Regions from separate parts of the Homo sapiens genome. Here region 2 is linked to region 1. The links are chromatin contacts, found by Hi-C or POLR2A ChIA-PET in ENCODE. All regions are on one chromosome and are shown on one strand. The core of a region is the stretch at or near the end of the contact, and the rest is flanking DNA. Distances in the headings are between cores, read along the strand shown.

Region 1 (5,188 bases), core at 1,363-3,862:
CAAAGTGCTGGGATTACAGGCGTGAGCCACCGCGCCCGGCTGAAGAATTCCTTCTTATCACAACAGATGCCTTTATGATTTAATCAATCAACCCATGGTTTGTGGTTTTCGTATGTTATGAATAAAACTGTCATAATATTTAAAAGGCTATATGTGACAAAGACTCATGTCTGTAGAAGGTAAGAGGCTTCCTGTAGTACAAATACAACTGCCTAGACCTCTGTGGAAAACCTTTTGCTCCTCTGGAATAAAACATTTTCTGAAATAACAATGCGATTTCCCTCCATGACAAATAGAAATGATATCTTTCTAGCTAAATAGTCTCTTTAATGTATAGCTGTTTGATCTTATATTACATTAAGCCCTAGATAATGACCTAGGAGAGGTGAGGGACAGGAGTTGCCATCTTAAGTGTTATGGAATATTTTTGAAACATACAGCAGGCTTACCCTGAAGTTTTTTCTCTCTAGGCTCTGGAAGAGCTGTTCTATGCTAGAACAGCAGAAAAATTCGACGCAAACTGAGCAGGAGCACAGAAGTAGAAAGCTCTTTGTTTGAAAGATGATATTAATGGTTCATTAATACCACTTCAGTGTTGGAAGAAGAGAACATTCTATTATCATTTCTATCATGCAGGTTCAATAATTGAAGATGAACAAAATCCAATAAAATTTTACTCTGAAATACCACTCTTTTCTTTGTGGTACTTAAACATTAATTTACAAAGTACATAATGGAAAATAATTGTAGCACCCTCAAGAATAATTTGATGAAAAGTTGCAGATAATGAGATAGATAGCTTTTCTCTCTTAAATTATTACTTCAAATTAGATCAGCAGTAACCTGCAGGCAATTCGGATCTTTGTGAAATGAGTCTTCCATCTAATATCCCTTCAGGGCTTTGGTTTTCTAGCAAAGTTAATGTTTCTTTTTATTTCCTTCAGAAAGAAAAAATGAGAATGAATAATGCTATTGGTTGAATTTTATGAATATCTTTATATTACTTTTTTAAAGTATTTGAGCCTTATTGTCAAGTATTCTTGGAGATTTGAATTTAAAGCAGACTATTTTAGGAGTACATCCTTAGAATTTCACCATTTCAAGCTCAGTTTTTTCAAGGGATTTGCTAGGCTGGCGTAGCTAAGGCCTGTTATGACCCCTTGTTCTTGTCTAATTGCTGTATATTTTATGTTTTCCTAAAACCACAGGGGTTTTGTCAGACTTTTGTTTGCTTTGGCTTATATATATGTAGCCTTGTCTCCTTCTATGCTTACCCAATGCTAGGACCCTATACGTAAATCCTTTTCCTACTTTTGGGATGTTTCATAATTCTGGTAATATTGACATAGATCAATTTTGTTGACCTTTTTTCTAGGTCCCTTCTGGGTAATCGGAATGTTTGGAAAATATTTATTAACATTACTGGCGACATCTGTATTTTTAACGTTAGCTTGATTTAGGAATTATAGACATTCAAGTTACGGCTGAACCTATGACCATGCAATCCAAACCCAAGAAACAAAAAATTATGTAATTAAGATTCAAAGAAATATGATGTAGTTCCTGATCTCAAGCAGTTTGTGAACTACTCAGAGGAAATGCAACAAATGCATGTGCACATACATAAGAAAAGAAAACATGAGTTGAATAACAACACAAAATTAAAAGATTATTAGAATTAATACAATATTGTTCCAGGTTAATTGCCAAATGAGGAATATAGGTATTAGACCCATAGATCAGGCATCTGACTATTTCTATGAATCAAGGCCAGGGTCTCTGAAAGTTAACAAGGTCTGCCCAAGTTCTCAGTAAGATTTACTAATGGATTGACTGAGATTGACTAATGTGTGAACTATGGGAAAGGCATACAACTTGGCCACTTTTATGCTCCTTTGTGGAGTAACATGATCTGCCCTAGGAAAAGGAGTGCTTTGGTGAGAGGATTCAAAATCCAGAATTAGTCATGATTAAATCACATTGTCGATTTTTTTTCTATATATGGTTTTTGAGTAATTTTAAAAGATCTGTCATTGTTGTCCTTGGTGATTACACATTCAGCAAATATTCTTTGAGTACCTATTATATATTGGTCAGCATGCCTAGTTTACAGGTATAATAGTGAACAAGATGGACATAATACTTGCTTTTATTAAGTATAAAGCCTGGGAAAAATTAGACATTAAGTGGTAACACTGAATCTAAATAATTTTTATAAATATGTAAAATTCCAATTCAGTAATTCAGCAAATATTTACTAAGCACCTGCTCTGAGTCTGTGGTTATGTTACCGGCTGCAGGGCCTATGTGACTTAGCTGGACCCCTACCCCGCTTTTGTTGCCCAAGGCAATGTCTACATGACATAGCTGAATTCCTATTACCGGCTGCAGGGCCTATGTGACTTAGCTGGACCCCTACCCCGCTTTTGTTGCCCAAGGCAATGTCTACATGACATAGCTGAATTCCTATTACCGGCTGCAGGGCCTATGTGACTTAGCTGGACCCCTACCCTGCTTTTGTTGCCCAAGGCAATGTCTACATGACACAGCTGAATTCCTACTCAGCCTTAACTTTGTTAGGAAACAGCATGTCTGTGATCAAAAGTTTATTCTTAGAACTAAACCAGTTGAAACTTGCGAAATCCATGTTGGCAGTTTGCTTGACCTCTGATGAATCTCTAGCTTCATTGTAATCCAATTTTCATGACAAATGACTCACCCCTGGATGCCTTGACAGTTGATAATCACCATGACAATGACCAGAAGAAATGAAAAAATGACAGAAAAGAGGCGACTCCTAGGAAATCTCCATTCCTTACCAAGAAAAGCATAAATATTCCCCTGCTTGCTTTTAATGCCCAGCCCCTTCACTGAAGATACCCTATATCTGTAACTCCCTGGTTCTCTCTCAGGAGGTGATAAGTTGATTTGAGAGCCACACTCCCACTTCTGCATTTTATGGCCATCAGATAAAGCCTGTACTGTCTAATGCTCACTTTCAGTTTCGTATACTTGCTTGTGACACTGAACAGGAAAAGGCCCATTTTGGGGGGTAACTGGGACCCCCTGGTAACAGTTAGAGTACATCAGAAATTTACCAAAAAAAAAAAAAAGACAAAGATCATTCTCTTCATGAAGCTTATATTTCTATTATGGGAAGGAAGTTAGAAAATTAAAAAAAGAAGTACTATCTGCTGGAAGCTGGGAATGCTATAGTGCAGCAGGTGTGTGTGTGTGGCACTAAAGTAGGGTGAAAGGAATGGACAATGAGCAGGAGTGGTGGACTGGTGGGGGTGGACCACTCTCTTAAATAGGGGCATGGTACAGCTTATTGAGAAAGTGACATTTGAGAAACAGGTGAGGAGTTAGCTATGTGGATATATAGCGGAAGAATAATCAAGCAGAGCGAACAAACGGTGCAGAAGCCATATGGTGGAAATTTGCTTAAGTATTTGAGAACAGCATTGTGGCTGGAGTAGAATAAACGAGGGGAAATTGGTTAGAGATAATGTCAAGAGAGGAGTAGTTCAGGCAGATGATGTAGATCCTAGTAGGCCATTGTGTGAAGAGGCATTGGAGAGTTTTGAGTAAAACAGAGACAAGATTTGAGTGTTGTAATCTGACATACATGGTGAAAGGACCAATCTGTCTGCTAAGCTCTGGCTTCACTTAGTGGGGTTGGGCTTATAAAAACAAGTTCTATTAGGAAACTATTGAAATCATTCATATAAGAAATGACAGTGGGTTGGAGCAGAGCAGTAATAGTGGAAACAATGGAAAACAATTAGACTCTGAATATATTTTAAATAGAAAACAAACAGGATTTTCTAACAGATTGGATATAGAGCATAAGAAAAAGAAGACTCAATTTTGTTTTGTCCTGAATAAATGGAAAGATGAAGTGACCATCAATAGTGATGGAAAAGGCTGTATGAGACACCTCAGGGGACAGAGGCATGGGCATCAGAGGCTCAGTTTGGATTTTTCTGAGTTTGAGATGTATTTAGACACCCAAGTAGAGATTCCAGTAGGCAGTTAAATAAAAAAATCTCTATTGTTGGGGAGCATTTTCGACTGGAGATTCACAATAGATGGCACTTAAACCCATGAGCCTGAAGGAGGCCACACAGAGAGTGAGCATAAAGAAGAGAAGAAAAGCAAAGACAGAGCTCTGGCCTACTCCAACCTCATAAAGTCAGGGAGAGGAGGATGAAACACCAAAGGAAATGGGTAAGGAACAATGTGTGAAGCAGCAGGAGAGCCAAGTGAGTGATAACTAATGACACCGTACTATAAAATGAACCTGCAGATAAGGTAGCCCTTTACATGGAACACATTTGGAAGTGTGAAAATTTCTGTAGTTCCTCTTTTTCATATGCCACCTCACGCCAGCCATGTTCATTTTTGCCTTCATTAATGGGTCCTCCTTGCAAAGGATCCACACAGAGAACCCCTGCTTCCTCTCCACCACAGAATAATGGCAGGAAGCAGACCTAGCTACATGGGGCTTCATTCTTTTCCATCAGCTTCCTAGAAGCCTGTGGATTAATGTTAGAATCTGCTACTCCTTCGACCATAGAGCACTAAACTTTGCAAAGGCTTTGATTAATTTGAATTTGATGGCCTTAGGGTGCTTTTATATTAAAGCTCTGAAAATGTTCAGAAATTTTGAAACAACCATGATCACATTTACAATTTATTTTTGACACTTTTAAGGTTTTTCAATTTGATTTTTTTTCCTCAGAAGACAGGGCAAACTTTGTAATGATGATTAACAAGAACTCTGTGACACTTACATGGACCTGGAAAAGGGCAGAACACGCCCCTTTCCCCAAAGCACAGAAACAATCAGAACAGGTGAAAGCTGAAGAGTTCATGGGTTTGTAACCAAGTGGACCTATTCTTCTTCATTTATTGAAAAGGGCAGGACAAACACATAGGCATGTGCATTGGAGTAAAGAATGAAGTGGAGTGTGGCCAAGATAGCCAGGTGTTTCTGCCCTGCAATGTTTTCCTGCTTTTCATTTTCCTTGCTCTCTTTGAAAGATCTTATTAAATACAATGATCTCATTCTTTCAAAGGGAGTGGGGCCTTTCCCATCCACTTTTTTCTAAGAGGAACCTGAGTTGTAAATGAAATAAAATCATGTGATCTTGCTGTCATAAATATTCATCTTGGGTAAGTGACT
Region 2 (5,167 bases), core at 1,400-3,899, 670 kb before region 1:
TTTTCTTTCTGTTGGCAGTGTTTCGAGTATCTGGTGCTAGTATAATCATTATTTTGGCTATTATCAGACTTAGCAATGCAATTTTTGCTTTGATATTCTTCCCAGTTGTTGTGTCAGGAAGAAGGCAGAATTAGGCAGTGTGCTAAAATCAAATCAGTATTTCTTACATAAATGATTGGTTGGGTGAGTCTGTTTTTAGTCACCCATCTCCTTTGAAGTCTGAAAGCAGGCAAGAAATTTGAGATTGTTGACATTTCCTACAGAAGAGCTAAAATGTACTGTTATTGAAAGACTACAAGATTTATCAAACAAAAATACATCAACTTCAACACCTTCAATTTATTATCCAAAGGTGGGGGTCACTTATTGGGTTCTTTGTCCAATGTACAGGTTGTTCTGTCCCTCACTCCCAGCAAAATATTGTGAAATATCTTAAGTTTATTGGATTATTAAAGGGCAGTTGGCTTACAGTTCTGTGGTTTGCCCCTGGCTTTTCTTCCCTAGCAACCAAAAACAATACTACTCATCAAGAAGATTGCATCTTATGTCATTACATAGAGCTTTTTTTTTTTTTTTTTTTTTTTTTTTTGGAAACAGGGTATCACTCTATTGCCCAGACTGGAGTAGTGGCGTGGCATGATCTCAGCTCACTGCAACTTCGGCTTCTAGGGTTCAAGCAATTCTTGTGCCTCAGGCTCCCAAGTAGCTGGGACTACAGGTGCACACCACCATGCCCAGCAAATTTTTGTATTTTTTGGTAGAGATGGGGTTTCACCATGTTGGCCAGGCTGGTCTTGAACTCCTGACCTCAAGTGATCACCCACTCGGCCTCCTAAAATGCTGGGATTACAGGTGTGACCCACTGCACCCGGCCATTATATAGAGCTTTTTATATTTAACTTTTAGTCTAATTTTCCTTGAAGTCTGCACACTGGACAATTAATTGGTCAGCAGCAAGGTGATAGTTCTAGTGAGACAAAGCAGCATCTAGAGGAGAGAGTGAAAACCAGACAAGGTATTTGCATTAGTATTTCAGACTTTAAGACTGAGTTAATTAAGGGTGGAGTGGCATTATTTTGGCTTAAATTTCTTCATCTGTAAAGGTGTGTTAATGGTACTATCCACATAGAGTTTTGTGAAAAAATATGTGTATGTGAAATGTTTTATATAGAATCAGGCATATAATTGGCCAACAAAGGATGTTTTTTGTTTTTTAATGAGGAATAATGCTGCTGATGAGCAACTAAGATAGTGCTCATCATAGAAGAGAGAATCAAATAACAAAGGGATGTGAGGCCAGCTCAGTTTTCCTTCAGTTAGAAAATAGACATGTAAGTAAAGCATAATATATAATTATTGTTATGAAGCGAGTATACACTATATAATAATTAAGGAAGAGAAAAATAAAGAGGTGACATGAAGAAAAGAAGGTGAAAGAAAGAAGGGATGAGTGAAGGATAGTGTACATCCAAAACTTCATTTTGAGTGACATGTGAGGATGTGAAAATATAAAATTGTTGGGTTTTATAGAATCAGAGAGGTCAGCTTTCATTCTCTAATATTATAAATTAAGAGAGATGTAGGGCAAAGTAGAACAGAGATTTCTCAACCTCACTAATATTCAGAATCACTTTGAGAAACTTATAAAAATATAAATGCCTGTACCCCACCCCAGTGACTCTGATTCTTAGTTCCAGGGTGGAATCCAGTGATCTGTGTGTTTAAAAAGATCCTTAGATGAATTTTGATGCAAATCTACATTTGAGAATGGCAGAAATGGGCCCTAAATGTTTGCCTGTGTCCAGTAGTATCTGTTCAGCCCCTTCTTGTAATTCTCCTCTCTCTACAGAGCAAGAAAAAGAAACATGATGGAATAACCCAATTTAAAATTGAAGCCGGGTGTGGTGGCTCATGCCTGTAATCCCAGCATTTTGGGAGGCCGAGGCCGGAGGATCACCTGAGGTCAGGAGTTCTAGACCAGCCTGACCAACATGGCAAAACCCTGTCTCCACTAAAAATACAAAAATCAGCCGGGCGTGGTGGCGGTTGCCTGTAATCCCAGCTGCTCAGGAGGCTGAGGCAGGACCCAGGAGGCAGAGGTTGCAGTGAGCTGAGATTGCGCCCCTGCACTCCAGCCTGGGTGATAGAGCAAGACTCAGTCAAAATAAAATAAATAAATAAAATAAAAGAAAATAAAATAAAAGATTACCTTTTAAAAAATCCATGAAAATATATAACATTATTCCCCTTGTTTTTCTTTTCCTGCGACTGATTTAGGAGGGCACCGGCTTCTTTTCTCCTCTGAAGTGGGGGCTGAGCTACAGCAGTGACACCAAGTGGTGGTTTTAGGGGATTCTCCTTTTCATTTGAAACTTTGTGATTTTTAAATGACTGAAATAAGATGTCGTTTGCCTTCTTTCTCTTTCCCATCAGTTAGAGCATGTATTCTTCAGTTCTTGCATACCTCATTCACCAGAAATGCTAAAAGAATGAAGAAAACAACAAACAGGATTTGACCCTGACATTTGATCTTTTTGAGTGCTTCCAATATAAACACCTTTGTTTAGTTGTTTCTAGGACCAGGTGGTTTCAGTGAATTCAAAGAGAGCCTAAACTAAACTCTACATGCTAAAACTATGATAATGATGATGAAACTGTCAGTGCATTTAAAGTTATATGACTCATAAAAAGAGAGTACTGTGAACTTAAAAGTAAGAATGCTGCAGACTGATGCCAAGAAAACTCAATGAGTCTGTGATGAAGGTCGAGACTCCCTTCATAACCATCTGCGGTGAGCTAAAACTTAGGTATCCAAAGAATAACAATGCTTAAGATGTCTTGCTTAGGAAAAAAAAAAGTAAAAGTAGGTTTGGAAAGTTCGTGTCTTAGTTTGGGCTGCTATAACAAATTACTATAGACTGGGTGGCTTATAAGGAAAAGCAATTTATTTCTCGCAGTTCTGGAGCTGGGAAGTCCAAAATCAAAGGACTGGTGTCTGGTGAGGGCCTGCTTCCTCACAGACAGGGCAGATAGGGCCATGAGTTATCTGTTGTCTCCTTTCTGTTAATTGTAATTTTTTGGTTTTTAATTATTTTTGAAAAAATAGAGATGGGGTCTCACTATGTTGGCCGGGTTGGTCTGGAACTTCTGATCTCAAGCAGTCCTCCTGCCTTAGCCTCCCAAAGTGCTAGGATTACAGGTGTGAGCCACCATGCCTGGCCTGGAGTCTCTTTTATGAGGGCACTAATCTCATTCATGGGGCCTCTTCCTTCATGACTCCAGCCCAGGCTGGAGTGTAATGATGTGATCTTGGCTCACAGCAAACTCCGCCTCCCGGGTTCAAATGATTCTCCTGCCTCGGCCTCCTGAGTAACTGGGATTACAGGTGCCTGCCACCACGCCCAGCTAATTTTTGTTTTTTTTGTAGAGACGGGGTTCACCATGTTGCCCAGGCTGGTCTTGAACTCCTGACTTCAGGTGATCCACCTGCCTCGGCCTCCTAAAGTGCTAGGATTATAGGCGTGAACCACCGTGCCAGGCCTACTTTCAGGATTTTTACCTTATAATAGCATTCATCAAAGATGTCTTTAAACGGCAATTTCACCAGTACATTTATACTATGACTAAGTTCATAAATATTTGATATACAAACTTTTAAGAAATACATTTGCTAAGTAACATGGACACACCCAAATTACAAACAAAAGAGAAGAGGAAGTTAGGCTATTAACGGACATGTAGACAAGAGAAGTATATGTAGTTATGCAGAGGAAGAACAATCAATTATAAAGAAAAGCGCACAGAGGAAATGGGATTACCGTTGGTTCCAGGGACCATCATTGTGTAGGTGGAACCAACAGATTTGGTTAAGGACACTCTGCTGAAGACAATGCAGCTAGATTAGCCACTAATCACAGGCTAGTGTGGGAACTACAGGACATATTCCTCAATGCCCGAGAAATGTTGGTTGCTTTTCCTCCTCGTGTTTCTCAAATGTCATTTTACTTACCTTTTATTCATTATATCTGTCCTATGCTTCTACAATCTGAACATAAAATGAAATGTTTTATTTTATTTTATTTTTGAGACAGAGTTTCATTCTTGACGCCCAAGCTGGAGTGCAGTGGTGCAATCTCGACTCACTGCAACCACCGCCTCCCGGGTTCAAGTGATGCTCCTGCCTCAGCCTCCCAAGTAGCTGGGATTACAAGCATGTGCCACCACACCCGGCTAATTTTTAAAAATATTTTTGTAAAAACAGGGTTTTACCATGTTGGCCAGGCTGGTCTCAAACTCCTGACTTCAGGTGATCCACCTGCCTGGGCCTTCCAAAGTTCTGGGATTACAGGCATGAGCCACTGCGCGTGGCCCTTCATTTTAAATCGTAGCTTTTACCACCTTCTATATGGGGGAAATAACTAGTCCTCAGTTTATTTCCTTAATGCTTACTAATTTTATGTCACCATTGGTTGGCAGATACATTTTAGAAAACTGTGAAGAGAAAAATTTGTATAGACACTAAAAACAGCAGTCAGCTGATCTGGTGGGCCGTGGACTTGCTGCTGTAGACAATGGAATGATCAGAAATAATAAACAGGGCGAGAACTTTATCTATTTTTGAGCTGAATGTTCTAACATTTATGAATGACTAAGTGATGAGGCATCAATCTAAAATGCCTCTGCATTTCACATTAGTATGTGAAAAACTGGTAGGGATTAATGAATATTTTTCTTTAGCTTCTGAGTAAGAAACAGTTCCAAAATGAGGAAAGAATACCTGGCTTTGCCTTAAACTGAGTGTTCCTAACTCTGAAACTCTGGGAACTTTATAAATCCCTAAGACATTGTTTAAAAGCCCCAAATAAGAGGACTGAGTTTTCACTTTTACCCAATTAGATGCTAAAGTGGATTGAACAAAATGACATATTCTTGGATTATAGACTGGAGCATAAAAATTTATATCATAGCCAGTAATGACTGTCCTTTTGCCAAGCCATTGTACTCCTACCCCCTCTACCCCCATGACCCACGAGTGTTTCTTAAGCACCCACTAAACATGAGAGAAAGCAGCAAGGGTAGACTGGGAGCACATTGTGGACGGCTTGATATTTTCTTCAGCAATAAACGGAAGTTGTCAAGAAAACAAAAGACACCATCAGGCCTGTGC

What was found. A loop is a pair of places that touch in the nucleus more often than their neighbours do. ChIA-PET counts read pairs that join two places held with the same protein, here RNA polymerase II (POLR2A). Pooled maps may share reads with other maps.
Region 2: a loop to region 1 is called in a pooled map, with 4 times the contacts of the local background. The contact joins two enhancer-like sites. A Hi-C loop is called at or near these places in 1 of 37 single-sample maps with no recorded cell type and 3 of 50 pooled maps. POLR2A ChIA-PET finds 5 or more read pairs at or near these places in 1 of 52 experiments (PC-9).

What each region holds. Positions count from the first base shown.
Region 1 is chr12:33,585,584-33,590,771 of GRCh38, forward strand. No RefSeq gene overlaps it. Among named protein-coding and RNA genes, the nearest start is that of SYT10, 150 kb to the left of the region's middle. RefSeq lists an enhancer at 2,025-2,945 and a cis regulatory region at 2,291-3,159. Within about 2 kb of position 2,613, at least 5 of the 41 ENCODE cell types and tissues checked have a DNase peak (open chromatin) inside an H3K27ac peak, as active enhancers do; they include PC-9, where a contact is called at or near this core.
Region 2 is chr12:32,916,987-32,922,153 of GRCh38, forward strand. No RefSeq gene overlaps it. Among named protein-coding and RNA genes, the nearest start is that of PKP2, 23 kb to the left of the region's middle. Within about 2 kb of position 2,650, at least 4 of the 41 ENCODE cell types and tissues checked have a DNase peak (open chromatin) inside an H3K27ac peak, as active enhancers do; they include PC-9, where a contact is called at or near this core.